Regions from separate parts of the Homo sapiens genome. Here all the other regions are linked to region 5. A link is a loop called in an ENCODE intact Hi-C map of the cell type or tissue named here. Cell type or tissue: heart right ventricle. All regions are shown on one strand. Links, peaks and the distances in the headings refer to the core of each region. The heading gives the core; the rest is flanking DNA. Region 1 has its middle 89 kb from the start of IRS2. Region 2 has its middle 83 kb from the start of IRS2. Region 3 overlaps MYO16 (myosin XVI). Region 4 overlaps MYO16 (myosin XVI). Region 5 overlaps LINC03082 (long intergenic non-protein coding RNA 3082). Region 6 overlaps COL4A1 (collagen type IV alpha 1 chain). Region 7 has its middle 98 kb from the start of IRS2.

Region 1 (4,425 bases), core at 216-4,215, 230 kb before region 5:
GCAAGTTGGAACTGGGATGTAATCACCCTGCTCCTCTCCTGTGTGGACAATGAATGTCTCCATGTGAGACTCAACGGTGTCACACACGGTGGCCTCAGTGTGGCAAGGCACTCCCTATGGCCATCTTCTCATGCTGAGATAAGTCATTCTTCATTAACTGCCTCCGTTGCTAGCCATGTCCCCTGACCTTCCAGATAAACTATTCTCATATAAATTCTTGTCTCAGATCTGTTTTGGGGGGAGATCCCGCTAAGACAATAGCGAGAGAACCAGACAGGTAACCTAACCAAACCTGGGCTGCTTCCCGGGGAGGTGCACGCAGGTCTCTGCAAAGAGCCCCAGAGGACACCCATACGGCCACAAGCGTGAAATGCATGAGATGCTTAGGGACATGCCACACCCCAGGCTTGGGCTCCGGGGCAACTCCTAATCCCAACCCTTGCTAGCCTCACAGCCAATGCACTCTCCTCCACCGCCCTTGCTGCTACCTCCGAACACCATTTCCTAACTTCAAGTTTGTTTGATGCTCTTGTGGCCTGCTGTGCTCTCCTCCTCTGTCATCTAAATTTTACCCTCTTTCAAGGACCAGCTGAAATTTCCCATCCCCGATAAATCCATTCCTGGTTTCCCCAACACCAGGGGAACTTGCTCTTCTCTGTCATTTTGTTGCTCTGAGGGAATCCTAGTGTACATCGTTTAGTTACCTGCTTAATAGGCAGGACACTTTGCTCCCAAATCACTGTAAAAGCTTTTATAGGCTGCATTCTTGTCTTAGATTTTTTTGTAGCTTCCAGAGACCTCAGCATCTAGTTTTGTTCTATTTTCATTTGGGAAGAAAGTTCTGCTGACAATAGTTAACACATTTATTCATTCCCCAGACGCTTATTGATTTCTCAGTAAGTGATGATTTAATTATTAAGTCTGCTTTTTTTCTTATCTTTTCATTTCATTCCCACCATGTAACTATGCTCAAAGATATTCTTTTGGACAGGAACAGTTTTCTACCACGAGAGGAATAGGGCATTCTTCTGAAGAAGGTGAGGCTGGTGTGTAAACAGCAAGGCAGTCCAGAGCACCCCCTCCACCCACCACAGGCCTGCCTTCCCTCTGTGCTGCCTGGATAAAGCACCACAGCAATAATTTCTGTAGTTAGTGTCCCTATTTGCTATGTCATCCTTGACTCTTCACCCAGCAGCAAGAAGACTGAGAAAGAAATATGACAAATGAGCAAATCACTGACATTGTAGCCCATTACTAAATCAGTGCAAAGGGTAGACCACACCTGACTCCTGATAAATCCTTCTGTATCTTGGGGTCAAAGAGTTTAGGAGCATCAGGGGAGAGGACAGGATCAGAGGGGCAGGGGCGGGAGAGATGTGGAGACCATCTCGGTTCAGAATTCTGTTGCTAAACTGATTTCATTTCTAAGAATTTACTCCATCTGTTGCCCTGCTCACACTGTCTAGACAATTTCAAAGTATTACATAATTCATAGTGGCTGAACATTTTCCTGTTTACTACAGAGTCAGTCTACAAAGGTCACTGATAAAATAATCTTTTTAACTGGCATGAAAAGCATCTCAAAAATCCAAGAAGCATAAGAGCCAACCACACAATTACTTTTCAATACTCATTCACGGATAAAATAAAACCACAACGGGCCTGATGGTTTCTGGTTCCTGGCAAGGTTTTGACAGGTTTCAAAAAATAAAAGACCAGGTTGTCTCTGCATGAGTGAAATGAAGACTTATTCATGGACAGCCTTTCATTCTGTGATGCCTGCTGAACAGACACCCAATGCCGAGGACACAGCACAGCCTGCCCTGGTTAGAAACCATAGCTGAGTTAATGCATCATGCATTGCAAAATAACATTTTTGTAGTGTATTTTGTACACTTTGTACATTTTGTAGTGTATTTAATGGAGACACTGAGTACATTGACTAGAAAGTCAAAAACATACTTTGACTTCTTTTTTCAGTCCCTTTTTAGTCAAAGTACTGAAAACAAGGGAGGGAAGGAAGGAAAGGAAGGAAGGGAGACAAGGTGGAAGGGTGAAAGGGAGGAAGGGAGTAGGGGAGGAAAGATAGGGAAGGAGGGAAGGAAGGGAGGAAGGAAAGAAGGAAGGAAGGAAGGAAGGAATGGGAGGAGGGAAGGACCATGTAAGTCAACAAGGTATATCCCATTCAGTACTGTTTTCATTTTGGCACGTATGCCAGGATTTGCATATGAAAATGAACAATTGGGTTTGCAATCATAATGCTCACTACTCAGAAGCTGTTTTGGCATTCTCAGGCTAGTAGGCTGTGTCCTTGCTTTCTCTCGCACTTCTACAGGGACCATACCAGCCACGCTGTCACGTGGGACCTGTCCCTTGAGGAGGCAGTGGTGCAAAGCAGGGGTGGCCACAGGTGAGGCCAAGGCCTGGGCCAGGCGGGCTCTCTGCAAGTTTTCTGTGCCTTCCCCACTGTGAGGATCTAAGAACTGTCAGGAGGCAGGTAGACCTTTGCTAAAGCATAATGCATTTTCTTATTCATGCTACCCTTTTTATTTTACCTGCTCTGTGCATGGGATGCTCTGTGAGGTTTAGGAGACTAGACAGCAGGTTGACCAGCTCTTCAGGACTATTTGGCTTGCTAATTTAGAACTTACAAATATCCTTCTCCAAGTCCCAAAGGATGTGTCGCATGACCTCAGGGAAGCCTGTTTCTGTTTCTCTGAGTGGAGGCTGATCCACCCACAACTGCAAGAGCAGCGTAATAGCCGTCTGACTCTGGTTTTGAAAAACAGCCCTGGAAGGATGTCAGATGAGTCTGCCCATTGCTCCTGAGGGCATGAGTGTAAGGGCAGCATGGCACCCCCTGGCATCTTCAGACGAGTGTGGGCCTAGCACGCGTGCCTCTGCTCCCTCTCAGCGTCCAGGTCACAGTTCCTGGGACCACAGGCTCTGCTGGGACTTGGGACTTGGGTAGGGAAGTAAAAGAAAATGGTGCTTCGAAGCAGAAGCAACTGCCACACTGCTATTTTCTTTTCAGGATAAGCATAAATGTACTGAAATAGCCAAAGCAAAGTTTCAAGAGCATCTGGGCATAGTAACTTCTCAAATGACTACAAGTTTAGGGGTGAGCTAGCAGTGTCTGTGTGTGGTCGCTGAATAATGGCTACGTTACTGAGGCAAGGCAAATGGGGCATGAGATCTTCATAGAAGAAATCAGTAGCACAGTTGTGTATTGAAATTTATTCTGATTGGAAGCTTACAGATGTCAAGGTAAAGATAGAAATACTTTGCCTGTAAAACAAAATAAAATTTAATTTTGAGAGTTAGGTTTCACTTTTTTAAAAAAAGACTGTGAACACAAAAATTACACACATCTTCAGCTCCACTTAATCTTATCCATCTTTTGGGGTTTACTTTTTGGTCAACTTTTCTTCAAAATTAATTTGAATTGGACATGTTAAAATTGAGTTTTTGACCATAATCTATGGCTTAAATTTACCTATATATTAGAATTCCCTATGAGTAGAGTTTTACAATATGTGTGGCCTTATGTTAGCATATGACATTATATTGTATCATTATCTGGTTGGCAGTAGTCATTAATGGGTTGAATCATTTTAACTTAATATCAGTTATAAATGTCTGCTAATGTTGAAAAAGATGGTCAACCTGACTAACCTATATCTTCTGCAGTAGATTTTTTATATATTAAAAACTCCATGTAAAATGAAATTCATATTAACTCTAAATTTTGCATGGACATAATTATTCAAGGATGCCTGGAAAACTACACAAGATTCCCACAGGATGAATATGTATTTGTCCTGAGGATGCCGTTTTTATTAATGTCACATATAAAATTTTAGTCCAATTACATGCATAGCCACCTAACATGCAAGTGCAAAATTAAAATCAAAGTTAATTTATAAACAAAAACATCAATAAGATAAATACACTCCAACATTAGGTTTGAATTTGTCTAGAATTTCAAAACTGTGCTTATTATTTTTTGGAACTGGGGTTACAGTTAAATAACGAAAGTGGTATGCAAATAACATATCATGTATTTTTCCTAATCTCTGTGTCCATAATTAAGGCAGATATAATTTACATTATTGTAATTTTCATGTAATTTACATTTAATTACATATACATGACATATGCTTGTAATTTACATACTATGGGCAGTGACTTTTAAAATCTGTTTTAGTTATCTATTACTGTATGACAAATTACACCAAATTTAGTGATTTAATACAACAATAATCATTTATTATCTTTCATACTTTCTGGGGGTCGGCACTTGAGGCACAGCACATCTCTGCTCCATGATACCCGGGGCTCATCTGGAGCTCAGAGGCTGGGGCTACAATCATCAGAGGTCCCATTCCCTGGCAGGCAGGGTGGTGGATGCTGGCTGGGGCTGGG
Region 2 (4,425 bases), core at 246-4,245, 240 kb before region 5:
AAACCTCTTATAAAAAATTTACAGAAGACAAGAAAAAGGCTGTGGATACAGAGCACGTCATCTGTCTGTCCATCTGTCTGTCTATCTGTCTGTCTGTCTGCCTGTGTATATGTCTGTCTATCTATCTGTATATCTATCATCTATCTATCCATCTATCTATCATCTATCTATGTATCTATCAGTCTATCATCTATCAATCTATGTATCTATCAATCATCCATCTATCTCTCCTGTCTACCTATCATCTATCAATTCATCTATCATTTATCAATCAATCTACCTCTTTATCATCTATAAATCTATATTTGTTTCCTAGTGCTGCCCTAACTATGTACCACAAACTGGGTAGATTAAGCAGGAGAAACTTGTTGTCTCACAGTTCTGGAGTCGAGAAGTCAGAAGTCAAGAGGTCAGCTGTCTGAAAGTTGTGTGGGAGAAAATGCTCCATGCCTGCCACTCAGTCTCTGGTAATCTGCTAGCAATCTTTGGTGTTCCTTGGCTTCTGCTTCATCACCCTAATATCTGCCATCATCTACATATGACATTCTCTGTGTGTGTGTACGTGTGTTCAAATTTTCCTCCTTTTGAAGGATGCCAGTGATATTGAATCAGAGCCAACACTAATGACCTCATCTTACCTTGACTACATCTGCAAAGACTCCATTTCCAAACAAGGTCAGATTGTGAAACTCTGGGATTAGGGGAACATAATTCAACACATAACACTATCTATCTATGTCTATACACACACACTATCTATCTATGTCCGTGTACATGTGCATGACCATAAAAATACTTGGAATCCTTTAATAAAATCCTGCCTTTTGATCAAAGTTTGCTCTTGGAAAATACAATTTTATTCTAACACCTAGAGGAAAATTTTTATAGCTCACTCCAAAGTACATATTCAGTTTGTATTTAACACATAATCTGGGACAATAAAAAATGCAGCCTTGATAACTTGGCTCTAGATGTATGACTAAAACACTGAAAATGGTCCAACATCATTTTTAGGTAGTAATTATTGGACCTTAATGAAAAATCACTCAATGGAGAAAATGGTGTTAATAGTATGAGTTACAATTAGATTAAATTGCTGTTTCATGCAGTTATATAGTGAAATGTCAGGTGTTCTTGTAATTTAAGAAAATACAGTTAGAATTAATGCTATAAAAGAGTAACAGGCAATGACAATTTCTGATTCGTGTCTGCAGGGGCTTGAGGTGATAGGAACTAAGTTCTTGCCCTCTGTTGGCCCCTTTGTGCTGTAGTCAAGGGGGCAGCACTGGCCCCCTCCTGCCTGGCATCTCACCCAGGAGAAGAGCTGAGCAGAGCAGTGTCACCTTTATCCCACTCTTAGCAAAACATCGTGATGTGCTTGTACTGTGAACAGTGAGTCAGGAACATGCTTAGATAGGATGCAGATCAATCACACTCTCATCTGCATGGTGCTTTGGAGAGAGCAAAGTCTTCTCATGTGTTTTGAACATTCTTTGGATTTAGTAAGGCAACTATAACTACTCCTCTATTAAACAGATAAGGTTAGGGACACACCTGCCTCCCTGGGTGCCCATCAGATTTAAATGTGGTAATTCCTGGTAAGTGCTAAGCACCATACTTGGCACACAGAAAGCGCTTGACATATACAGCTTTATTTATTAGAATAAGTTTTATAATGAGTTTTAATGTTATTGCCTCTGCAAGATCATAAGGCTTAAAACATTCTGAGGAAGCACTTGACCTAAGGTCATCAGACTTCAATGTCATTTCAGATTGCCTTGAAACATGAAAAACAACTACGCTGCAGCAAGGGATGAAAAATCCTGAGTCACCAAAGGTCAAGTCTTGGTAAACAATATCATGGCTTCAATGCCAATTCCTGTCAACCAGCAAGATTCACTGTTATGTGAGTGCCTTTTTGAGATAGATGAGAATAAAAATCTGGTTGTCACTCTAATTTCTAAGAAAATCCCAGCCTGGGCTCGCTAAATGGGAAACACAGCAATAGGTTTCCACTAACACGGTGTCCCCATTTGTCCTCGAGGTTCATGGCAGGAAGCAAATCAGACACCTGGCCCAGTCGCCTCTCTGATAAGGAGTGGGAGAGAATGCCAGCCATGCATTTCGCGACTCTCCCTCTGCTCGTTCCCAGAAGCACACATTGAAGCTTCCTTTCCAGGGAAAGAAAAAGGCCACATTTCTGGGGAAAAAAAAAAAACTTGAAAAATAACCAAGCACTCGCTGCACATAAAACAGCTGCTGCGTGCAGACCACTTGGTGCAGCCACGACGCGGGGGAGAGTGAAGACGGGCAATTCCGGGGCGGTCGTGTCATCTTTCTGGGTGAGTACACACGTGACACCGAGAGAAGAGAAAGTGGTTTCCCAGGTTGGCGGCACCAGCACGTTGCCAGGCAATGAGCCAAGACCGAGGGCTCAGACAAAAGACAGAGCGGCCGACTGGGCTCAGCGGACACACAGCGCAGAGCCAGCTGCTGGCTGGGAGGACGCCCTGCAGCCTCGCAGGGAACGTGGGCTCCGGCTTCCAGAGGGCAGCGCCATTCGCTCACAGACGGCCAGGAGACCCTCCCTGTGCAGGCAATGCCGGGTGAGGCATCGCTCCTGAAGAATTAATCAGAAACTCAGAAAAATTCCGCCGAGCAGAAGCCAGATGAGAATCCGACTGGAAATCTAGAAGGAATCTGACCAGCATCGCAAAGAAGGGGAGGAGCTGAGTGGGAAGGCAGCCTCAGGGAGCTTCCCCGGAAAGATGGGCCTGCTCATTCCATCCCCGACAGGACTGTCAGTCATTTCACAACCACGGCTGCTGATGAAGACAATCAAACAGCAGCAACCTTCTGAGGTCAAGACAGTGCTGGGCGTCTCTCGGAGTCACTCCCCTATCTTTTCGTCTGTTCTCTCAGGACAGCTTGGTGACGTTGCTAAGGAAGGAATTTGTGAAAATGAGGAAGCGGCCCCAGAATCCTTGTTGTTTTTCCCCAAACCTGGCTACTGGTGGTCAGAGTGACCTTGAGGTGCCTCACAGGGTTGTTCCAGGTGGCCCAGGTCTGCACCCTCTGACCCATGGCCGACCATCTCCATGGCCTGTAAAGGTGCTTCTCTTAGGTGCCACCCAAGTGCCACGGCAGTGTCAGAGGGAGGCCCATAGCCAGCCTCCTGAGTCAGAGCCTTTGGGCTGGGACCGGGGCAAGCACATTTTTAGAAAGTTCCTCCAGGACACGTTTGGTGGAGCTCATCCATAATGCTCTCTGGACAACCTTTGGACTAAGTAACTTTCCTAAAGTCTCTCAACTCAGTGGCCACCACCTTAGAACTGGGAACTGTCCCTCAATGCCCACTCAGGTATTTCTGCCATGCCCTGTGTAATTTGGCCTTTCTAGACCCAGCTTTCTTCTCCCACATGGAGGCCGTGGAGGACTGCCTGTGAGTCCTGGTAACACTCCTCCACATCTTGGCAACTCCAAGATTGTTATTGATTTTCCACTTGGAAGGCTGTTATCTGTTCTTTGACAAACTCTTATCTATCCTCCAGAACTCCCTGGGAAGCTTTGGACTTAGATGTCTCCATCGCAGGCACACCCCAGCGAATATCTTATCACCATGAGCTGCGCTTGCTGATCTCATTTATTCTTCATGAAATATTTGTGGATTTTCTTTTTGTGGCCAGGCACAGGATAGACTTAGAACAGCATCCACTTTGTGAAACAAGTAGGACAGGAATGCAGATGAGTAAGGGGCAAGACAAGAAAGCACAGTGAGATGTGAGATGTGTCCTGCTAGCATGGGTGGCGGGTGGCACACAGCAAACTTTGGGGAGTCAGGAAAGGCTTCCAAGAAAAAAAGTGTCTGGGAGTTACTCATCAACGGCATAAAGTTTCAATCAACCAAGATGAGTAAGCTTCAGACAGCGGCTGTACACCATTGCATCTGCAGTCAGCAATAACACACCGACACCTAAACATTGGTTAAGACGGTGGATCTCATGTTAAGTGTACTAACCATAATAGAATTAAATATGAGAAAGAAACAATGTCTAAACTGAGACCTGTGAGTTAAGAAGGACTTAACCAGGTGAAAATGGAGGCAGGGATTCCAGGAAAGAGGCTTTGCAAACAATCTGTTGTCTCCTCTAATACACCTTAAGCCCCTCAAGAGCACAAACCATGTTCATTTGGCCTGAATTCTGAGTACCTAGTGAAGGTTCAATACATTTTGGTTAAATGAATAATCAACTCAGCTGCTGATATATATATATATGTTTGAGATATACATATATCTCATATATATATCTATATGAGATATATATATGAGATACATATATGAGAGAGATATATATATGTATATTTCTCAAACATGTATAAATATATGTGTGTATACACACTCACACACATATATACACATAAGAG
Region 3 (4,000 bases), core at 1-4,000, 1.1 Mb before region 5:
ATCCCAGCACTTTGGGAGACCAAGATGAGCGGATTGCTTGAGGCCAGGAGTTCGAGACCAACCTGAACAGCATAGTGAGACCTCCATCTCTACAATTTTTTTCAAAAACATTAGCTGGACACTATTTTTTGCCTGTAGTCCCAGCTACTCAAGAGGCTGAAGTGGGAGGATCACTTGAGCCCGGGAGGTCAAGGCCGTAGTAAGTTATGATTGCGCCACTACACTCCAGCCTGGGCAACAGAGTGAAACCCTGTCTCAAAAAAAAAAAAAAAGGAAAAAAAATAAGTTGACAAGTAGTTAAGAAATTTGAGAGGCTTGAATAATGCCATTTTATACAGCATAAGTAAATTAAATTTGAAAAACAAATTTATGATTTAGGGGTTAACCAAAAACATTTTTATATGTATATCACTTTCATAAAATATTATTATACCTGAAAATTAGAGATCATTCTTTTCAATGCTCTCACTTTAAAATTGGTAAAATCATACCTTATTATGAAAACTACAAGCTCTGGGGAAAATCACGGAAGTCTCAAGAAGTGTATTGTTTCCACTGTGTATTTATAAAGCACATCAGCATTGTTCTTAGAACCGCTTCCACAGTAGTTAGGGAAGGAGTTTTTGTTCTCAAATTACAGATTAGGAGACTGAGAACAGAACAGGCTATGCCACTTGCCCTTCACGGGGCTCAACCTGTTTTACTGTTGATATCATCATGCTAAATATTTGACATTCTAGAAAAGTACAGTTTAACTTGCAGCTTTTTCTTGATTTTTCATTCTTGCCAAAAAATGACTATCCAAAATCAAATTTAAGGTCTCATTTTTTTTATGCAGCGTTCCAGATTCTCTTTCAGCATTCTCTTACTTCCTGCTACCCTCTGCTCAAAGATAGCTCTTGCCAACATCCATTTTTTTCTGTTTTCCTTAAAATACCTTAAAAAACAATTAGCATTTTTTGAGTCTAGGCACAGTTGTTTTCATTAGGCCTCCTTTAGTTTTTCCAGGAGAAGTAAACAATTCTGTAATCATCGTGTTAATTTATCTCATAAGAGAGATAGCGAAGAAATGAACACCATGATGTAGGTTCTTGAATGAAGCGGCCACAGCAACTGCAAAGTCTAAATAGCGTCCAACGTGAGCCTGGAGAGGAGGGGGAGTGAAGTCTAACCTTACAAGTGAAGCCCAGCCAGTCAAACCCTAAGCACACAATTATTCATTTTTGTTATTACAATTATCTACAAGCTGTTAATTTATATCAGAATATTATTTCCTGACTCTCTTATATTTCAGGAACAGGAACATTGATTTAGAGAAAATATGTTTTGAATTATGAGGTTTTGATGTTGAGGTAGAGACTGGTAGTTTTCTTGCCATATCGAACATTTGGGATCTGCAAACTCCCAACCTCATTAATAGGGTCATCATTTTTGTAACTTACTTTTAGATATTTAAAAATTTTGCCTTTTAATCTTTCTTCTAAGCACCCTATTCATTCTCTCTGTTTGTAAAATGCATAGGAGGTGGAGAATCTGTTCGTAATTCTAGCAGCAATATTGCACCTTGGAGACATTCGGTTTACTGCCCTGAATGAGGGGAACTCCGCCTTCGTTTCTGACCTCCAGCTCCTGGAACAAGGTCAGTGGAACATGACCTTCTGACATTAACCACATTGATGTGCAATTTTGTAGATCTACCAGTAGATGGCGACATAGTACAGAAAAGCCAGTTGGCTTAAACCCTTTCCTCTATAGTAGAATTCAGTGAGGGGGGGAAATTGTCTACTTTGTTTTTTCTTAAAATCTGTTGTGGAAATGAGTAGCAAGATGTACTTTTATGTTCTCATTCTGTGCACCACATTAGCAACACTGATTCTTTAGCACATACTTGTTGTTTATTTATATTGTTCTAAGTACCCTTCACCCCACTACCCAGTGTATTTTGGGAGCATGTTATTAGCTCAACATTTTAAACAGAATGTAATTAATTCCCTTTCAAAGATCTTGCCAAAAATCTCTCTCTTTGAAGTTGCCTCGTTAGTCGCTCCCAGATTTTTAAAAAATACCTTAAAACCACAGATTGTCAGGAAACAACATATCTTCACCTATATCAAAGAGATTTAACCAGGTACCTGGAAAAAAACAATTCCATACCATCTGTGAGGACAGGGAGGAAAAACATCCGCTGTGATTTAATGCACAGAACTGTAAGAACTCATTAATATTTTGATTACTGTAAGATGTTTCTCTAGTTGAATTTGACAATTACAGTGGTAATGACTTTTTAAAATACTCATGTTTTGTAATGTGCCTATATAAAACTTATCAATTATGGCCATAAAATTCAATGTTCTTGGTATCAAAAAATATACTAACTTTATGTTTATAATGCTGATTTAATTTTAGTGGCTGGAATGTTACAAGTATCAACAGATGAATTGGCATCTGCCTTAACAACTGATATTCAATATTTTAAAGGTAATTTTTTTATGCTCTAACATCTTTGTGCAATTTAGAATCAAATATGAAAATTAAATACAGTTTGACTTGTCCCCACTTAGTGAAACTATTTCTATGAATTGAATGCCAAATGAGGAAAGCATTCTGAGCCTGTTTGGTCATTTGACATGACTATAGTGTAGACTCTTTATGCTCCTGAGAGACCATTTTGCCTAACTGGTCACCCTTTCTAGATAATCTGTCACCTTAGAAAAACAAAACCATCAATCCAAGAGGGTTTCTTCAAAGAAAATATTGGATCCATTTGCATGTGTGGTGCCATGCTGCACTCTTCAATGAAGGACCAACCTTTTCCTGCTACCTCATTGGTTAGAACAGCTGTCATTTATTGGACATATATAAACTGATAGGCATTGTGCCAAGTCCTATAAAAATTGTAGTGTTTGAATTCTCACAGATTGCTCTGATGTGGGCATTACTATTTCCATTTTAACAGAGGGGAAAACTAAAATTCAAATAAGTTAAATAACTTTGAACCTCAAATCACTAGTAAGTGACATGTTTGGAATTAGAATCTAGCGCTGTCTGACTCCCAGATGACATGCTTAATCTCTATGCTACATGCATCTCTACTCAGTGAACAAAGAGAGTGGTTTTCCCACATGATCTTCAAGTACTCACTCTAAATGATGGCCTTACTATTTTCCTCTTTATTGTGATTGTGAGAACTCACCATTCATCTAATCTTTTTTCTCTAAATCGCTACTATTCTTTCTCTATGGCCTTTTGGGCCTATGTGCATGTATTTAGGTAGGTGAGTCATTATTCCTGCCTCACTTCTACTCTCAGAATATCCCCAAACGTAATGAATCTCCCCATTGTTCACTCAGTTGCCCAAAAGTTATACTTGATAGCTCTTTCTCTTCTACCTCCTCCATGCATAGGTCAGACACACGCCATAAATATCTCCCATTCCTACTGCCTTCCCTTCATTTTCATCAGCACTGCTGAATTTATCATTCTTTCCCTGCCTTACAGCAAGACACTCCTGGTTCCTCTTTTATCTCACCTTATCTCAACTTGCCCTCCTTCCACACTACTTCTGAAATAATCTTTCTGAAATGCAATAGGCATTTCAGGAATAAGGCCAACAGTCTTTCAAAGATACACCAGCTCATCACTTTAGATGGCTTAGGAGGCCCCACTGGCACCCTTGCCTCCAGCCACACTAAGCATCTTGAAGACATTGTTCTTCTTCGCACCTTCTTTTGAGAAACATTGAGCTCACTATTAGTATCTATGATTTCCTCTGCTTACACCACCCTCACTTGCTACCACCACCCTGTGGGTGACCCACCTGCCCTCCTCAGTCACATGGCTCTAGGAACGTCAATTTCACAATGTCATAAATGGCCACACCCACTTTCACTGCCCCTTCCCCTTGTGTTGTTCCATCTCGATGGCCTTGAACTTGCAGCTCTCTGACTACATTTTCCGCCAGTATCAGTAGGTATCCTTCCTCACCCGTGCTTCTAACAGA
Region 4 (4,000 bases), core at 1-4,000, 960 kb before region 5:
TATAATAATTCTTTTTTTTTTTTTTTTGACGGAGTTTTGCTCTTGTTGGAGGGCAATGGCACAATCTTGGCTGACTGCAGCCTCTGCCTTCCAAGTTCAAGCAATTGTTCTGCCTCAGCCTCTCGAGTACCTGGAATTACAAGCGCCCACTACCATGCCTGGCTAATTTTTGTATTTTTAGTAGGGATGGGGTTTCACCATGTTAGCCAGGCTGGTCTTGAACTCCTGACCTCAGGTGATCTGCCCGCCTCAGCCTCCCAAAGTGCTGGGATTACAGACGTGAACCACCATGCCCGGCCAAATGTATAATTCTTTATGGGCTGTGATGAGGGAAATAAGTTTACAAGTTCGGATATCATGTTCTCATGGATAGTTCAGGCCATTCTTTTAGAATGTAGGAGAGGTTAAACATAAGCTATGGAAGGAAAAGCATTCAGTGCTGGTGCTCAGCACTGGGGCTGGTTATATGACTATTAAAGTTTACACAGTTTGATCCTGAGGTTAGTAATCCATTTTCTTCTGAATGAATTCAATGACTTTTATGGAATTTCTTTCAAGTTTTAAATCTTTTACTTTACCTTCTTTATGCTTAAAGACATTTTTATTTTCACCGTGAAATAGCTTTCTTACCAAATAATACAGTGTGTGGCTAATTTACCCTTCAGGGTCCTTAAATTAACTAAAGTTCATTTTTTGTTCAATTTTCATAGGAGAAAATTATTGCACAAATTTTGCAGAAAGGTTCAAAATGTTCTCCTTGGCTGTTTGGAACAATGACATCGAGGAGATTAAACTGCTCAGTAATTCACTGCTTTAGTTATTTCTGGTTGAAATATAATGTGCTATAATGTACAGTGAGTTGTGTATAGGAAGCAAGGTTGTTTCTTGCGTAATTCTACTCCATTACTATTCCATAGCCTTATATGTAGGATTTCACAAATTCTATGTTGCCCAAACCAGTTCATTTTCTATAGATTCTTGGATATGCAATTTGAAGTATACAAAACCATGCAGATTCTAAGAGTGGTGGACACACATATAAGAAAGATATGATTGTGCAGATGATGGATGTGACTGCAGTCTGAGAAGAAATATTTGCAGCAAGGAATTGTAGTGCTTACTGTGCCAGGCATTGTCTGAGTCATCTAATTCTCACAACACTATAAGGCATCTTCTCCACTTATCTCCATTTTACAGGTGGAAAAACTGGGGCACAGGGAGATTAATCTACTTGCTCAAAGCTGCTGTGCTCGTGCGGGACAGAGAATGACTTGAGTGCAGTAACTCTGTCTCTAGAGTCTCTTCCCCTAGCTACCTATGCAATGCTGCTCAGACAGCAAGAGAAAAAGAGACAGAAAAAAAAAAAGTCTTTTAAAATTAATATTTGTTCACTGAGGGGCAACGAGTAATAGTCATAAGAGTTTAGTTGAAGAGAATTTTCCCATAAACTCAAGAATGCCAAATGAACTTTATACTGATGATGGGTATGTATAATTCTGGGATACAGTGTCTAGGCTACTTGGCCCTTAAAATTAATATTGACTAAATGTTTAATTGTCTGTTCCATTCTAGACATAAAGATCCCATTAATTCACAACATTTTTTTCCATCTCATGTGATGATGTGGCTAATATTATTATGCTAATTATTTCTAGTTGCTTGGTTTCAAAAACTATGAGACCCGATTCAAATGGTGAATGAGAGTCCTTGGCTCCTTTAGGCCACTAGGGTGCTCCATTGCTCTGAATGGCATCTCAGCGTCTGGTTGAGTTTATCCAGAATAAAGTGAAATCACATGAGCATGTTATTCTCTACTCACTGAAAAAGATCAGGAAGACAGGGTCTTGACAAAAAATGCAGTACATCTCAGAAATCTGGAGAAGAAAGTGGAAGACAGCCAGGCCGAATTAACGAAAATCAGACTCAAAATATTTTTTAAAAATTCAGTTTTATTACATTCTGATACAGTGCATCCTTAGCTTATAAGTTATAAACAGGTACTAAAAATGATGTCAACAAAAAAGCTGTAATGTACAGTATTTCTTTGCATATAGTAGGTGGCTATTAAATAGTTGTTTGAGGTAAAATTTACCTATAAAAGAGCAGTTTGACATACAAATCTATTTGATAGAACTAGCTCTTGTGGCATTTTTACTTAATAAGGATCACATAAGCTAAATGGAAGTCACTATTAATTTCAAATATTTTATTTGATTACATAAATATTCTGAATAAGAACATTATGAGTTTGGAGTGAGAGTATTTTATAAACAATTTTTTTACAATATACTTTTATTCCATAGGGCCATTTGTTTACAAAATAATTGTTTTTCAAGTTTTCCTTATGGAAAATTTCAAACATAGACAAAAGTATAAAGAATAGATTAATGAACCTTCTCTGTGGCCCATCCTATTTCATCTCTACTCCTGCCCATTTCCCTCCTCTGGCACTGGATCATTTTTAAGTGCATCCCAATGTCAAATCAGCCAGGCATGGTGGTTCATGCCTATAATCCAAGCCCTTTGGGAGGTTGAGGTGGAAGGATCGCTTGAGCCCAGGTGTTCAGGACTAGCCCTGGCAAAGTAGCTAACCAGGCCTTGTCTCTACAAAAAAAACAATAATGATAATAAAATAGCCAGGCATGGTGGCATGTGCCTGCGGTCCCAGCTACTTGAGAGGCTGAGGTGGGCAGATCGCTTGAGCCTGGGAAGTGGAGGCTACAGTGGCCGTGGTTGCTCCACTACACTCCAGGTTAGACCACAGAGCAATACACTGCCCAGAAAGAAAGAAAGAAGAGAGAAAGAAAGAAAGAGAGAAAGAGAAAAAGAGAAAGAAAAAAAGAAAGAGAAAAAAGAAAACCAATGTCAAACCATTTAAATAATATATATTTAAATATTTATAAATATTTTATCATAGATGTTCTTTAAGAAGAAAAAAACATTTATTCTTAAGGCATTTTAATAAGTACTCAAACCAATCAATCCATTTCAGTCTTCACGAGCATGAAGCTGCTATTCATGACAAAAGCCTGATTCTCGAAGCCAGGGCGTCATTTTTCACGACACAAACAAAATAATTCTTGGGCTAGCATTCCACCAAGCAATGTGACTCTGCAAATTTCTCCAAGGGAACACTTGCAGACAGCCCCTTCTACTACAGAAAAAAAAAAAAGATTCTAAATATTATATCAGGTAGAACTAACTATGAAAGATCAAAATTCAAAGACACGCAATTGCATCCTAAGTCAATATCATATGGGTTTCAGATGTTTCTATGCCAAATCAAGTGCAGTTACCCATTCATTGTTTAGCGACAAGATGCAGGATGCTTTACAATGACTCAAATGCCCCTGAATTACTCATGGAAACCTGGGATGTGCTCCAGGACGGTGTGTGCAAATTGCTATTCTCTGCTCCTGATGTTTGAAACAGAAGTTCCAACATTATCGTCATTTATTCTCTGACACATCGAAACGAGACTGAAGTATGAGACATTAGTCTGCCTTATGCAAATCTTGACATCCCATAATGGGATGCAGAGCTTAGCATCCCCCAGGCTTCTTGCCTATGTGCGGGTCTTGTAGTGTTTTATCCTGTCTGAAGCAGTTAAATCTTTTTCACTCCCCTTGATGATTTCTCCCCACAGTGATTTATTTGTGTGTGGGGAGTTGGGGGTGGGAGTGCTCATGAAAATTAGAAAAAGTGTGGAAGATAATTTACTGAGGTGCTCTTCTGCTGATGATCTGTGACTGTCTGAATTCTTGTCTCATACAAAGTGGGGCGCTCCTCTGCATTCCAGAACCATTTTAAATCAATGCATAATTTTCCTCATTTTCCAAACGAGTAAGTCCTTTGGGGAAACTAGATTAACACCCCCAGAGAAGGGGGGTCTCCATTTATCACTAAGTGGACATTAAGCAAGCAGGAGCTGTGTGAAGTTTCTTCCTTTGCCATGTTAATAGACCTGGGCTTGACAAGAAGAGAATATGTCTCTTTGGAA
Region 5 (4,425 bases), core at 210-4,209:
CCTGAGCAGCAGAAGATCAGATGAGGGTGAGAACTGCCCCCAAACTGAGCTGCCAGTTAGATTCAGAAATGTGCTCAGGCTGGTGGGTAGAGCTGCCTGACACTTTATTCCTTTTCTTCATGTCATTTACTGTAATATTAATAATCTCTGGTTACACATCATCTCTAAATGTCACGATCTTGAAGGTCAGTGTTAGGGGTGAATTGTGTCTCCCAGAAAGCCAAGTTCAAGTTGTAAACCGTACCTGTGAATGGGACCTTATTTGGAAATAGGTATTTGTGAATGTGATCGAGTTAAAATGAGGTCATGCTGGCTTACCTGGGGACTTAATCCAATGATGGAGGTCCTCCTAAGAGGAGGAAATTTATACCGAGACACACAGGGAAGACCTCAAGTGACCACAGAGGCAGAGACGGGAGCGATGTGGCTGGAAGCCGAGCAATGCCAAGGACTGCATCAGCACTAGAGGCTGGAAGCAGGGGAGACCCTTTCCGGAGCCTTCAGAGGGACCACGGCCTGTGGACCCCATGATTTTGGACCCTCAGCCTCCAGAACTGTGAAAAAACACACTTCTTGTGTCAAGCCCGAGGTTGTGGCAATTCATTGCAGTGGCCCGAGTGCACTAAGATCAAAGTCCTAAAACCTTTGTTTTCCATAGGAGGATATCGAGGCTCAGAACACTGTCCCTCCACAAAAGGGTGGCACTGCTAAGACTAGGCCCAGACCTTCTCCGTCAGCCCTGTTCTCAGGGATCCCTTGGCGATGGGACCTGAAGTTCTGGAGGGAGCTGCCACAGCAGCATGGATCCAGGAGGCTCCCGGGTCACATGCTTGGGGCAGTCGGAGGTTCCAAGTGTGGTGCCAAGTGCCCAGTTGAGTTGTTGGCACTTCTGGCCTTTGGAGTCACTCTGTGGACGCTGGTAAGTCATCAAAGAGGGTGTTGCCTCTGTGAACGTCAGGGGCACAGCCTAGCGGAGAGTGGGCCTTGGGGACATGGGGACCCCTAATTTAATATAGACATGGCACACAAGGCAGTGGAGGCAGCTCCTGTCAGCACCCTGGGGCGGCAGACAGGCTGGAACCTGTGGTCTCGGGATCAACCACCCTGGGAAGCAAAACGTACTTCCCGCCGTTCTCCACACTGAGGCGCCATTAACAAGGCCCTAGCAAGCAACTAGGCCTGGCTCGGGCAAGGCCGCCACTTCCGTAAGCTTTAGAGCCAAAGACAGCAGGTGCCCAAGGGAGGCACTGCACCAGTGTGAGAGTGTGAGTGTGCAACAGAACACACGTGTGTGAGTGTGTGACAGTGTGTGGGTTTGATTGTGAGCATGCTGTGATTGAGTGTGTGTAACATCATGTTAGGTATGGGCGAGTGTGCATGTGAGTGTCTACAAGCATGAGTGTGTCACAGAGTGTGTATGTGAATAAGTATAGGAGTGTGTGTGAGAATGTGTGTGCACGTGCAAGAGTGAGAGGGTGTGTGCGTGTGTGACTGCCTGTGTTGGGTGTGTGTGAGTATGGGCCTGTGTGTGTATGTATAAGTTTGTGAATAAGTGTGCATGTGTGTGGGTAGAGATGAGTGTGAATGTGTGTATATGTGTATGTGCATGAGGTTGTGTGGGCTGTGGATGTGCATTTATGAGTGTGGATGTGCAAGTATACACCTGTGTGCATGTATGAGTGTGTGTGTGAGTTTGTGAATAAGTGTGTGAGTGTTGATGTGGTTGTGTACATGTGAGTGTGTGTGTGGCTGTGGCAGTGTGTGTGTGTGTTTCTAAGTGAGTGTAGGAGTGCAAGTGTGGGCGGGCTCTGGCAAATGCATGGGAGCCTCAAGAGGCCCAGGAATGAGGCTGACCAGGCTGTGAGTGCACTTCCAGTAGGGATCCCTCCCAGCAGGGCCTGGATGCTGCAGCGGGCCTGCTCTGCCTGCTTTGTGTGGAGTGTGCTGCCACCCAGGGGAAGGCTCCTGGCTGACATGGCAAGTTGACATTGGTCTTGGGTGGTTTCTGTCTCTAGGCTCAGACAAGAAAAAGGACATATAGGGTGCAGGGGCCAGGAGTCAGGGACTAGCCCCGGCAGAGAGAAGGGGAAAGCGCCAAGACCCCAGGCACAGGCTTCAGAAACACCCCTACTGGACCATCTATCCACATCAGTGGGACCTCTTCCCCATTTTCCCCCTTCCCGTAGTCTAAGGTGCTTGCTGGCTAAGGGTATTAGAGGACACCAGGAGAGAGGCGTGGCCTGTCTCCCTTATGTGTCCCTAAACTGATCCTTACTGGAGATAAGTCCCCAACAATGTCTTGAATTTCAGGAAGCTTCACTTTGTTGTGTGGTCTGAAACTGCAATGCTACCCCGAGGAGCCTTGGAAATTCACATCACCATGCTCCTAAATACGCCTGGTTAACTGCTGGAGCCTTTTCATATGAAAAAGGAAACCCACTAACTGACGTTCCCACAAATCTCCTGGGTCCCTCGGGGTCTTTGAACTCTGCCTGAGAGACAGTTTCGTCACCCTCTGGGACAACAAATTCATACATTTCTATCTTGCTCCAGTTCCAAGAAAATGGCATTGTGTCCTTTAAAACGCAGTCAATTCTAAAAGCACACTTCTCCTTGCCTCCTCAAAGAGTGCTCACAACAGTGACTGATAGTTCATTCTTCTTCGTCTTCTTTCTTTAAGACAGTTTGTTCAGACTTTTTACTTACGTGCTGCAATACAGATTTTAAGAGCTCATTAGCATGGTACAGCAGCTGCACCTTTACAGGATCATGATCCTAATACGGAAAAGGCAGTTTCTGCGGCGGAGCGGTGCCTTCTGCAGGGCCCTGGCAGCCCTTGATGCTCCTGCTGTTGAGCTGTCCTGCAGCCGGGCCATGCACGCCTCCGCCTTGTTCCTCCCCCTATGGAGACAGGCGGCTGAGTCAGGCCTGTCCTCCACGGAGGGATAAGCCTGCCATGCACTCCCAGAAGCTGCCAAGTCAACCCCCAGCCGTCTCTTTCCAAGCGCTAGCTACTCCATTCCCTTCCCTCTGTGGAGCTCTTATTTCCCTACTGTCTAACCAGTCAGACACCACGTGCCCTTCAGTCCCAAGCTGTCCGCTCTGATCCCTTCGTGGAGTCTTCCGATATAAATAAACTAAACAAGGGAAAACCCACAGGGAAGAAGAAAGTCTGCAGGTTGTTTTAGACTCCAAACAGATAGGGATTGAGCTTGAAAGAGGGGCAACCGTAAATACCAGATCTTCTTGGAGAGCAGCCAAGTAGATCTGGTATTGACAGGTGCCCCTCTTTCACCTGGTATTGACAGGACCCCAATGGAAAATAGACATCATTGCATAGGCACTGATGAAACAGCACGCTTTGAAAAATAGCAAATAAAATCAGGCAAACTCTGCTGTTTTCAAAGTTAGAATCTCTTACTACGGAGTCTAGGATGGTCACATTAGCAGAATATTAGGCACAGTGGCTCATGCCTATAATCCCAGCACTTTGGGAGGCCAAGGCAGGCAGATCACCCGAAGCCAGGAGTTCGAGACCAGCCTGGCCAACATAGTGAAACCCCATCTCTACTAAAACAAATATAAAAAATTATTCAGGTGTGGTGGTGGGTGCCTGTAATCCCAGCTACTCGGGAGGCTGAGGCAGGAGAATCACTTGAACCTGGGAGGCGGAGGCTGCAGTGAGCTGAGATTTCGCCATTGCACTCCTGCCTGGGCAACAAGAGCAAAACTCCATTTCAAACAAACAAACAAACAAACAATATCAGCAGAAGATTAACAGACTAAGAAGATAAGGCTGGCCAGGGTGGCGGGCTGCGTGGCGGGCTGGGTGGCGGGCTGGGTGGCGGGCTGCGTGGCGGGCTGCGTGGCGGGCTGGGTGGCGGGCTGCGTGGAGGGCTGCGTGGCGGGCTGGGTGGCGGGACAGAACGGTGTCCCACGTGGCGCTTTCCCATCTCTGCTCACCCCCTTACCATCCCCTTGGCAGCTCTCCCAGATACCTTATCTAACAAAGACTGAGCCTTGTTCTTTTGGCTTAGGATTGACTTGGCGATGCGGGCTCTTTTTTGGTTCCATATGAACTTTAAAGTAGTTTTTTCCAATTCTGAGAAGAAAGTCATTGGTAGCTTGATGGGGATGGCATTGAATCTGTAAATTACCTTGGGCAGTATGGCCATTTTCACGATATTGATTCTTCCTACCCATGAGCATGGAATGTTCTTCCATTTGTTTGTATCCTCTTTTATTTCATTGAGCAGTGGTTTGTAGTTCTCCTTGAAGAGGTCCTTCACGTCCCTTGTAAGTTGGATTCCTGGGTATTTTATTCTCTTTGAAGCAATTGTGAATGGAAGTTCACTCATGATTTGGCTCTCTGTTTGTCTGTTATTAGTGTATAGGAATGCTTGTGATTTTTGCACATTGATTTTG
Region 6 (4,404 bases), core at 405-4,404, 56 kb after region 5:
CATCTTAAGGTGTTTCTTCCTCCATAGCAGCCCAAAGCCTGCGTATGGAAATGGAGCAGTAAGGGACCTCGCAGGCAAGGCCTGCTTCTGTCCCCTCTCTAACTGTGCCACGTGCCAAACTGTGCCCAGGTCTGCTGGGCTGAGCTCTTTGTTCAATTAGTCAGTGGCCTCAGCCTTTTGCATCATAGCCTTCACCGGACACTCGAGTGTGCCTTCTCCTAAGGAAGCAGATCAAGTTCATCCCATGCCTTTGGGCCAATGCTGGCATTATTTTCATTTCTACTTCCCTTGTCCTTTGCTGAAATAGAATTTTCACAGCTGCAGCTCACATCCCACTTAGGAAACCACATGGGCCACCACTATTGGCTGCCTTTCAACAACATCTGGGAAACGTACACTTTGATCAATATCTGTCTCTACACAGAAAAAAGAACACTTCTTCAGCTCTTCTATTTGATTCTATTTCTTCTAAGAAACAGACTTCTTCGGAAATCTGTCAAGTGATATATCCAACTTCATTCTGCTGTTTCCCCATGCCTGGTTCTGCTCCTTCTATCCCAAAGATCCTGGTCAAGGGTAATTACGTTGGAAGTTTCGCAACCTACCAGTAGGCCCGGCAGGTCCCATCTCTCCTTTCTGGCCAGGGGCACCGTCAAACCCAGGAATACCTGGAGGTCCAGGTATACCCACCAATCCTGTAACACCTGAGGCAGAGGAAAAATAATTTATGATCCTGTATGGCAGTAAGCTGTATCTCTTTCTTCCCTTCTTAAATGTCCTTTTCAGTGTTCAAGGAGCCAAGCATAAAGTCTCACTGCAGATGAGAACGTTTTCTCGGACAGCCAGGAGTTGCTTCCCACAAAGTCGAGTACAGACTTTGCAGAAGCAGCTGGATATTCATAAGGGGGTGTGTGTTTGGGCACCTCGTTCTGAGTTCTCCCTGGTTTCTTGCTGTTTGGCAGATTGGTTTGGAAAAGGCAGGTGATGTGGAGGGAATGAGAGACTGGATAACTTTCCCTCTCAGCCATATACTGGGGTCTCAATTTTTAGGCAACAGATATACCAACATGGATAGTTTTTTTGTTTTCATGTACATAGCTTGTTCTTCTTCTTTCTTTCTCTCTCTCTTTTTTTTTTTTTTTTTTTTTTGAGACAGGGTCTCGCTCTGTCACCCAGGCTGGAGTGCAGTGGTGTGACCACCGCTCACTGCAGCCTCGACCTCCCGGGCTCAAGCGATTCTCCTACCTCAGCCTCTCGAGTAGCTGGGACTACAGGTATGCACTACCACACCTGGCTAATTTTATCATTATTATTTTGTAGAGACAGACTCTCCCTATGTTGCCCAGGCTGGTCTTGAACTCCTGGGCTCAAGTGATCCTCCCACCTCAGCCTCCCAAAAAGCCGGCATTACATAGGTGTGACCCAGTGAGCCTGGCTAGCTTATTCTTAAGTATCATTAAATTTTCTTTGATGCTTTCAACTTTAAAATGTTTTCATTCTCCTTTACTTCCCACCCACTCCTTATCAGTAGCTCTTCAAATAGGAGATGTTTCACTCAAATAAGCAGAAGACTATGTTAGGGTTTCAGGAAATAACAGAGAATTGTACAGACAGTGCCAATCAGGCAGCGCTCCTGGGGGCATGGATGGAGAGCACCGATTTTTACCATTCCAGATTGCTACATGCCACCCCCATCTGGAGCGGGAGGCAGGAGGGGGAAAGGTAATGATCTGGTTCTTTGAGCCCATGTTTTTCTAACTGAACACAGATGTGTTGTTATGTGTTCCTCTAGCTTTTCCTGGGTTTTCTTCTGGATTTTTTTTAGGTCCCTTTAAAAATGTCATAGGTTTTGATATGCATTGAAGGGAGGTAAGAAACTCATATTCATATGTGTGTGTATAATCATTACCCAGAAACTTATTTTAGATACATGGGTGAGGAGGAACTCTGACCACTGCCCCTCTGGGCTCCCCATACCGCCCTGCACAGGCCAAGCCTTCTCACCTTGCTGGCCTTTCGGGCCTGGCAGTCCCTGAAGCCCTTTCAGCCCTGGGGGGCCCTCAGGACCAGGGAGCCCGGGCTCCCCTTTGATGATGTCGTAAGGACCTGGGGGGCCAGGAGGACCCGGGAGACCTGTGGGAATAGGGAAGGCATTGATCAATTTCACTGTCCACATACTGGGGCGGAAACAACTTTAGAAGGAGAATCCCGGGTGAAGCTATCCAAATGGAACGTACTTCTCAAAGGTAAAGTCATTATCAAAACCCAGGTAATCAGATCTTCACAAAACATGTCCAATCTGCACATCTTTATTATTTAACCTGAAATCCTGAACTCTCGGGCAAAGGCATTGGGGCATCAGCGTAACTTCCCACTGCATTCTGGGCTCTGGGACCCCTGACAACTGCCCTGCAGCCTCATGCCAGCCCTCCCAGCAGGGAGAGAAGCTTGTTCTTCCCAAGCAGCCCCCGCTTCTGACGTGGAGAGTGCCACTCTGCGATTAGGACATTTTTCCCACACTCATCTGAAACCTGCCTTACTGTATAGTATCACACTGGTCCTGATCTTTGAGTGACGAATGAACTTAATCCTTCTTCTGCATGGCAAGTCTTGGCATGTGGTAAGAACCACACAAAGTGCGAGTTCCCCTCAGCCTCCCCGTTTTCAGCCCAATACCCTCAACTCTCCCTCCCCTTCCACATACCCTCCCTCCCCTTCCACACACCCTCCCTCACCTTCCACACACCCTCCCTCCCCTCTCCTTCCTTGGGTTCCACTTCTCAGGGCATGTGGTTTCTCATTCTCTCTCCCAAAACATGGTTTGGAAAATTAAATGATGCCCTAGAAGTATGGTCTGCTGTAAAGAGGAAGCAGGATGAATACTGTGCTTAAACCATTCCCTTTTGAGATGATGTGGTTTTCGGCGACTTTCATGCTGTAGGCTCCCACCGGTGGAGAAGCCAACAGCACCTTTCCCAGGAAGAATTCTTTACTGTGCAGCAGGAATGCACTCCGTCTCTAAGTGCAAGATTGATTTTCTTTCCTATTATAACTTTCAGTGGTTGATTTCAGGCTAACTTGAGAGCCTTGGGAAGTTTCTGAATTCTGAGCCTGTCAGTGAGAACCTCGGCCACCCCTCCCCTGGAGTTCCCTCAGTCCTGGATTTATCAGATTCTACTTTCAGACAAGTCGCTGGTTAAAATGTCAACTACAGGAATCTTGACTTGCTGCAAAGAATTCCCTATCAATTGTTTTTAATGATTTTTGAGTCATTTCACATATGAAAAACCAAACACCCCAATTCTGTGCATTCCTGGCTTTTACATTTTCACAAAGCACCAGTAAGGTGTCCACAGATCAACAAACTCTCCTACCTTTAGCTCCCGGGACGCCTTGATCGCCTTGATCACCTTTAATTCCCTGGAGGCCAGGAAGACCTTTTGGACCTAAAAGCAGAGGGAAAGCACTGTCTTGCACAGAATTCCCAATGATATACAAATATGTGTGTGTATATATCTCTCTCTAGTGCACACACATACATGTACACAAATGTATAGATAAATGCATATACACACACATATACTCATATATGCATACCCATATATACACATTCATACACCTGCTTATGCATGCATACATATACACATACATATACACACATATATGCATATATACACATATATGCACACATAGACAGTGAACAAATTTCCAATTTATCTTCAAGGAAGAAAACAGCATTATTTCTGGTCACGTGTGTAAAACTTTTAATGAAACTCTTTTTTCTAGAACCCAGAAGCTACATTTTTATAAGCATGCAGCCAACTGTAAAATGATCCAACTAGTGGAGGGGCATAGGGCACTGTTTTTGGTCCCGATCTGATTCACACATGTCCCCAGTTGGACCACAAGACACCTTGAGGCTGCGACCTGTTTTATTCACCTTTCACGTGTATCTGACTCAGCAGTAAAAACTGCAGTGCCTGGGGAGCTGGTAAGCAGCCCAAAAATGTGTGTTTAATATATGAATAAATTAATGAATAGCCCAAATCCATGACTTCTTATTGAGATATTAATGATCCACTGATTCTTAATAAGAAAATCAGAATGTCTTTACACTGGCATCCATAAGATTATACAAATTGGGCTGCCACACAGAAATGCCATTTTTAATTTGAAGAGAACAGTATCTCGTGCTATAATGGCAGCGGTGCTATCAGTGCTAAGGTGCCCGAGGTTAGCAAGCTCTTCACACAGCGTCTGCTGCTGCAAAGGCTGTGCAGCAAGGTCTGTGCTGTCTTACCTTGAAATCCTGGAACTCCTGGAGGCCCCATATCACCCTTAGAGCCTGTGATTCCTGGAGAGCCACCAATACCCTAGACACGCAAAGAGGAGGTTGGGAATTGC
Region 7 (4,425 bases), core at 242-4,241, 220 kb before region 5:
TCTGGGTGTTTGGGTCTATATTTCTACCCCGAGTGACCTCCCCTTCTCGCTAAATGAAGGGCTGGGTGAGAGGCTGTCTCAGGGAATGTCGGCTGGAACATTCTCCAGGGGCTGTGTTTAGGCATGGCAAGGGCACGTGGAGAATTTCACACTGCAATGCCAGACCGGACCTGTGAGGCCACAGACTTTGAGTGGCTCTAAGGAAAGCAGGTCACAAACACACAGCGCAGGATCCCTATGAGTTTAGCTTTAAGTCCAGCTCAAATATTAGCAACAAACAAGGTAGTAGTAGCGAAAGGATATTAGCAAGCAATATCGCATAAGGGTGACCGTTCATTGTCAAGCTTAGCTGAAAGTTGCATATCCTTAGTTTTTATGTTAAGTGTTTGTGTGTGTGTGGGGGGGGGGGGTGGGGGGGTAGTAGAGGACAACCCAAATGCAGTTGGAATGATACAGAGTAGAAATAAACGAATACGGAGATCTGCAGATCATGGAGCAGAAAGTATGAGCTAAGCTTTACATGGAATTAATGGGGTAGATGTGGTGGAGTGGCAGTATTTCTTTCCCCTCGCAGAAGTAATAGGCAGGCTGTCCTTCATGACACCGGGGTTTAGTATTATTTATCTAGATGTAATATTCAGCTGTAAATGGGACAGACATACAAGTTGTATTCTGGTTTATTTTGAAACGGAAAAGTACAGTGACGTTACAAAAACAGTCACTTTAATCAGGAGCATTCATTTCCTTGCTAATGATGGGGTGTATTCAAATGTATGAATCAGAGATTTGTGAATTTATCATTTTGCCCCATGCCTCCCTCAGAGCCCATTATCTAAAATTGGTGCAGGAAGCAAACAGTGTCATGAAAATAGGTTAACCTAGTAAAATTTAGTTAACTGTACATCACTTCTGAAACTTCGGTGTGTGCACACATCCCCTGGGGATCTGGTTAAAATGCAGATCCTGCTTTTATAAGTCTGGGTGGGGATTAAGATTCGGTATCTCTAACAAATTTCCTGGAGATGCCAACGCCCCAGTCCATAGACCGCAGGTTGAGAAGCAAGGCAGTAAAAAGATTTATGACTTCTGTTCCACAATCCCAGACTGCGCACTTAATACTGCGAGGCAGGTGCCACGTTCAGATCTAGTACCATGAAGGTAAACAAGACCGGTTCCTGACCTCGAGGGACTCAAGGGGACAGTTTTGCTTTCATGAGTTTCATGTTGGACACAGGTGCACAGAGGTCACTATGGAATGCAGGACAGACTGGGCTGAGGTTTGCCTTGCACTTTGAAGAAGCATTTCCAGAGCAGGTTCAGAATGCAGTCAGTGACGGAAGGGGCGACTTAGTCTACAGTGTTTGTATTGATGGAGACAGCCGCTGAACTATCCTGAGATGCTCCCTTAAGCCTCTGCATGTTGATAAGAACTCGTCCAAGGCAGCCAAGGCCAATGCTGTGTCTCTTAAGTGGCTTTAAATGTCACAGATAGGATGTGATGAAGAGCTAGAATAGAGGCGCTATTAATAGAGAATGTGTCCTCGCATCAGTAGCTCAGATCATGCGGTTCCAAATAGATAGTTTTTTTTAAAGAAAGGATTCCAGCCTACACAGTCTCCTACTTACCAGGGTCTCAGGAATTGGGATGTGGAGACAAATGACTTACGCCCCCCACAAGCTGTGCTTCACAGAGGGGGACACCCCACTTCCCGGATCAGGCCCGTCCTCACCCCACTGGGCTGCCTTTCACATCCTCCCTAACCTCTGCATTTCACTGGACAAAGCACATCAAAATGTGACATTTCTTCCCAATAGTAACAGAAATTTGGCTTTGGAATTAATGTCACCATTATATCTCTTTTTTTACGTATCCATTTTTTAACACAAACATTTTATAAACTGATTTTTGAATGCTTATCAGTTCTCTTATAATTTTACAGTTATTATTGTTAGAATTTCAAAATAGTGAAAGCTTCGCTGCATATATACATAATTTAGGCTGACAGATTTGCAAACATTATGTCAAATATTGATGATAGGAAAACTGTAGCTAAGTAATTCTATTGATTCTATACATGAGGATGTTTTGTATCTGGAAAACATAATTGTGGAAACACAAAAATGTCTCTTCATATAATGATAAATATTAGACTGTCACCTTTTTTAAAGAAAAATAAATATTTAGGTGCTTTTATATTGAAGATGATCAACATGAAAAATCAGCATGATGGCAAAAAATGTGGGATATCTGCTGATTGTAAAAAGACATAGAACATCCATACTGAGGGGGCCATGGAAAATAAAGGGAAGTTACTACAATACAAGACATACAAGTTACAGCTGGGTCAGGGGCTCAGTCATGACTCACTTTAAGGTTCATCTGCACACCTGTTGGGTATAAACCACAGCTTTCACTGTTGGTTGACTACAGATTCAACATCAACACTGTTGCCCTTTTATTTCAAAGACTGAGGGGTAAATGGGCTTGAAGTGACACTTTATGGGTCTGGGCCACCTCCCAGGTCTCAGAGGCTCCCTCCACCGTCCCTCCCAGGCCCCAAGGCCCACTAGGCTGCTCCCAGCACTGCCCATAGTAGACAGAGTCCCCACGGCCCCCCAGGGCTGTAGGCTGTCTTCACTGTCCTTCTCTCAGTGGGCTCTCCACAGCTTCAGTCCTTTACCCTGCAGGGAGAATAAAAATAGTCTGATGAACAAATCCAGTCTCATAACAATGATATAGTTGCTTCAATAAATGTATCTTCCCAAGTACAATCTGCATTAATTCTTCCTAGCTCTCAGGACAAGATTAAATATCATTTATATTAAATATATTGTATAATATGTTCTATATTATTATATATGATATTAAATGTAACAGAAGAATGGCAACAACAACAACTATCTATTAAGCCAGTGGTTCCTAAATACGTACAGTTCAGAATCACTTGGTGTCTTTTAAAAGCTCTAAGGGTCAAACTGTAGGCTAGACCAATTACACCATAATCATGGGAGTAGTCTGAGACACCTTCCCTAGCATTTTCCGAAGGTCCTCAGATGATGCGTGCAGATGAGCCTGGGAACCAAGGCAGGAAGCATTTACCCCAGGACCTTGGCGAGGTGTTACCTATACGCTTCCATTTGACTGGGGGTTTTGGTCAAGGTCACTGGGATGGTCAGAGATGACTTGGCCAGCCTGACTCCAAAGCCACACTCTCTGCTGTACTTGGGAGTAACACATGCTTAATGCAAAAGGTGGATTTGGCTGAGACCACTTCAAGGCAATCCAATGAATGGATGTTTCAGAAAGAGGTTTGCTTTCTGGCCTGTCTCAACAATTTATAGTTCTTTCAACAAGGTTTATTGAGAATTTATTGTGTGTCAGGTCTGACCCTGGAGAGACAATGATGAAGAAGACAGGATCACTTCTCTCCAGCAGCTCATAGTTTACTAAGGAAGATAAAAATAATTAGAAAACAGCGTGCTTTGTGCTGTGTGCTGAGGTCCTGAGAGACATCCTTTATGGTTGTGCAGAAGGCTGAATAGAAAGGCAGAGGCTTTGCACGGCAAGGAGGATGAAGAGATGGGGGAGTCCAGGCAGCAGAAATAGAACATATGTGAGGCTCTGTCCCCAGGCTCTGAAGATCGGAGTAATTCTCTGCAAAAGGAGTTGGGACCTCAGTCATGATTAGGCAAGGACTAGAAACTTCCACAAGGGCAAGAATGCAAAGGGCTTCATCCAAGGGGAAACTGGGAGACATGAACTATTTTATGTTGTTTTACCTCTATGCAGAGCAACACTTCACTCAATGAGTTTTTACAAAGAAAACTTACAACGCGGGGCCTCTGTTGGTGAATGGAGTCAAGGTGGAAGATGATGGAGGCAGGGAATGCTGAAGACCACGAATGCTAAGGGCCATGAACACTGAAGACAGACAGTGAATGCTGAGGATGGTGAATTGATTTCTTCTTATTCCTGATATGAGAGCAGCCCCGCTGCTGGTGACAGCCATGGAAGATGCGAGTGTCACAGATCAGCGTGCAGTCTGTCAAAGTAGCTCATGCATCTAATCTAATCCTCCCAACAACCCTATAAGCTAGGTATTATTATTATTATTATTGGCGTCCCTATTTTACAGATGAGGAAACTGAGGCACACACTGGCTTTTCATGACTGCACAGCTAGCAAGAGGCAGTGGGATTTACGGTTATGCGCCTGATTCCAGAGTTTGTGCTCCTAATCTTTACATTTATGCACTCTCTTGCTTTGGTCTGGAATGTGCTGCTTAAGCAGACAATACTATGAAGATTTTAATGGCCTTTTAAAGAGAAGCCAGATCTTCCTTCTCACTTTTTTAGTTCTTTCCTTAATTATTCCCACAACATATATATACGTTCTATCATCTCTGCTTAACAAGAGCTGGAAAG

Evidence for each region. A loop is a pair of places that touch in the nucleus more often than their neighbours do. Peaks named below come from ENCODE experiments on the same cell type or tissue, not always from the same donor. Only the 100,000 strongest peaks of a DNase experiment are listed, where the experiment ranks them.
Region 1: a loop joins it to region 5, with 3 times the contacts of the local background. A loop is called at or near these places in 33 of 110 quality-filtered maps.
Region 2: a loop joins it to region 5, with 3 times the contacts of the local background. A loop is called at or near these places in 29 of 110 quality-filtered maps.
Region 3: it touches region 5 in a loop (8-fold over the local background); 80 of 110 quality-filtered maps call a loop at or near these places.
Region 4: a loop joins it to region 5, with 7 times the contacts of the local background. A loop is called at or near these places in 61 of 110 quality-filtered maps.
Region 6: it touches region 5 in a loop (5-fold over the local background); 2 of 110 quality-filtered maps call a loop at or near these places.
Region 7: a loop joins it to region 5, with 2.1 times the contacts of the local background. A loop is called at or near these places in 26 of 110 quality-filtered maps.

What each region holds. Positions count from the first base shown.
Region 1 is chr13:109,873,535-109,877,959 of GRCh38, forward strand. No RefSeq gene overlaps it. Among named protein-coding and RNA genes, the nearest start is that of IRS2, 89 kb to the left of the region's middle. In heart right ventricle, for the core only: no CTCF peak of the experiment used is centred there; a DNase peak (open chromatin) is centred at 1,802; H3K27ac peaks cover 3,010 bases.
Region 2 is chr13:109,867,347-109,871,771 of GRCh38, forward strand. No RefSeq gene overlaps it. Among named protein-coding and RNA genes, the nearest start is that of IRS2, 83 kb to the left of the region's middle. In heart right ventricle, for the core only: a CTCF peak has its summit at 2,486; DNase peaks (open chromatin) are centred at 2,135, 2,405 and 2,705; H3K4me3 peaks cover 1,166 bases; H3K27ac peaks cover 3,292 bases.
Region 3 is chr13:108,960,018-108,964,017 of GRCh38, forward strand. MYO16 (myosin XVI) reads left to right here. Exons shown (of 35, transcript NM_001198950.3): 18 at 1,522-1,639; 19 at 2,407-2,478. Among named protein-coding and RNA genes, the nearest start is that of MYO16-AS2, 140 kb to the right of the region's middle. In heart right ventricle, for the core only: a CTCF peak has its summit at 1,696 (motif pointing right); no DNase peak of the experiment used is centred there.
Region 4 is chr13:109,144,016-109,148,015 of GRCh38, forward strand. All of the region lies in intron 32 of MYO16 (myosin XVI), which reads left to right. It overlaps LOC105370356 (a long non-coding RNA gene), which reads right to left. Exons shown (of 5, transcript XR_931717.3): 5 at 2,942-3,154. Among named protein-coding and RNA genes, the nearest start is that of MYO16-AS1, 21 kb to the right of the region's middle. In heart right ventricle, for the core only: a CTCF peak has its summit at 1,732; a DNase peak (open chromatin) is centred at 1,733; H3K27me3 peaks cover 404 bases.
Region 5 is chr13:110,107,138-110,111,562 of GRCh38, forward strand. All of the region lies in intron 1 of LINC03082 (long intergenic non-protein coding RNA 3082), which reads right to left. Among named protein-coding and RNA genes, the nearest start is that of LINC03032, 12 kb to the right of the region's middle. In heart right ventricle, for the core only: CTCF peaks have their summits at 1,115, 1,960 and 2,167; DNase peaks (open chromatin) are centred at 714, 933, 1,934, 2,944 and 1 weaker place; H3K27ac peaks cover 2,403 bases.
Region 6 is chr13:110,162,858-110,167,261 of GRCh38, forward strand. COL4A1 (collagen type IV alpha 1 chain) reads right to left here. Exons shown (of 52, transcript NM_001845.6): 44 at 4,301-4,373; 45 at 3,375-3,446; 46 at 2,005-2,133; 47 at 606-704. Among named protein-coding and RNA genes, the nearest start is that of LINC03082, 36 kb to the left of the region's middle. In heart right ventricle, for the core only: no CTCF peak of the experiment used is centred there; no DNase peak of the experiment used is centred there.
Region 7 is chr13:109,882,276-109,886,700 of GRCh38, forward strand. No RefSeq gene overlaps it. Among named protein-coding and RNA genes, the nearest start is that of IRS2, 98 kb to the left of the region's middle. In heart right ventricle, for the core only: no CTCF peak of the experiment used is centred there; no DNase peak of the experiment used is centred there.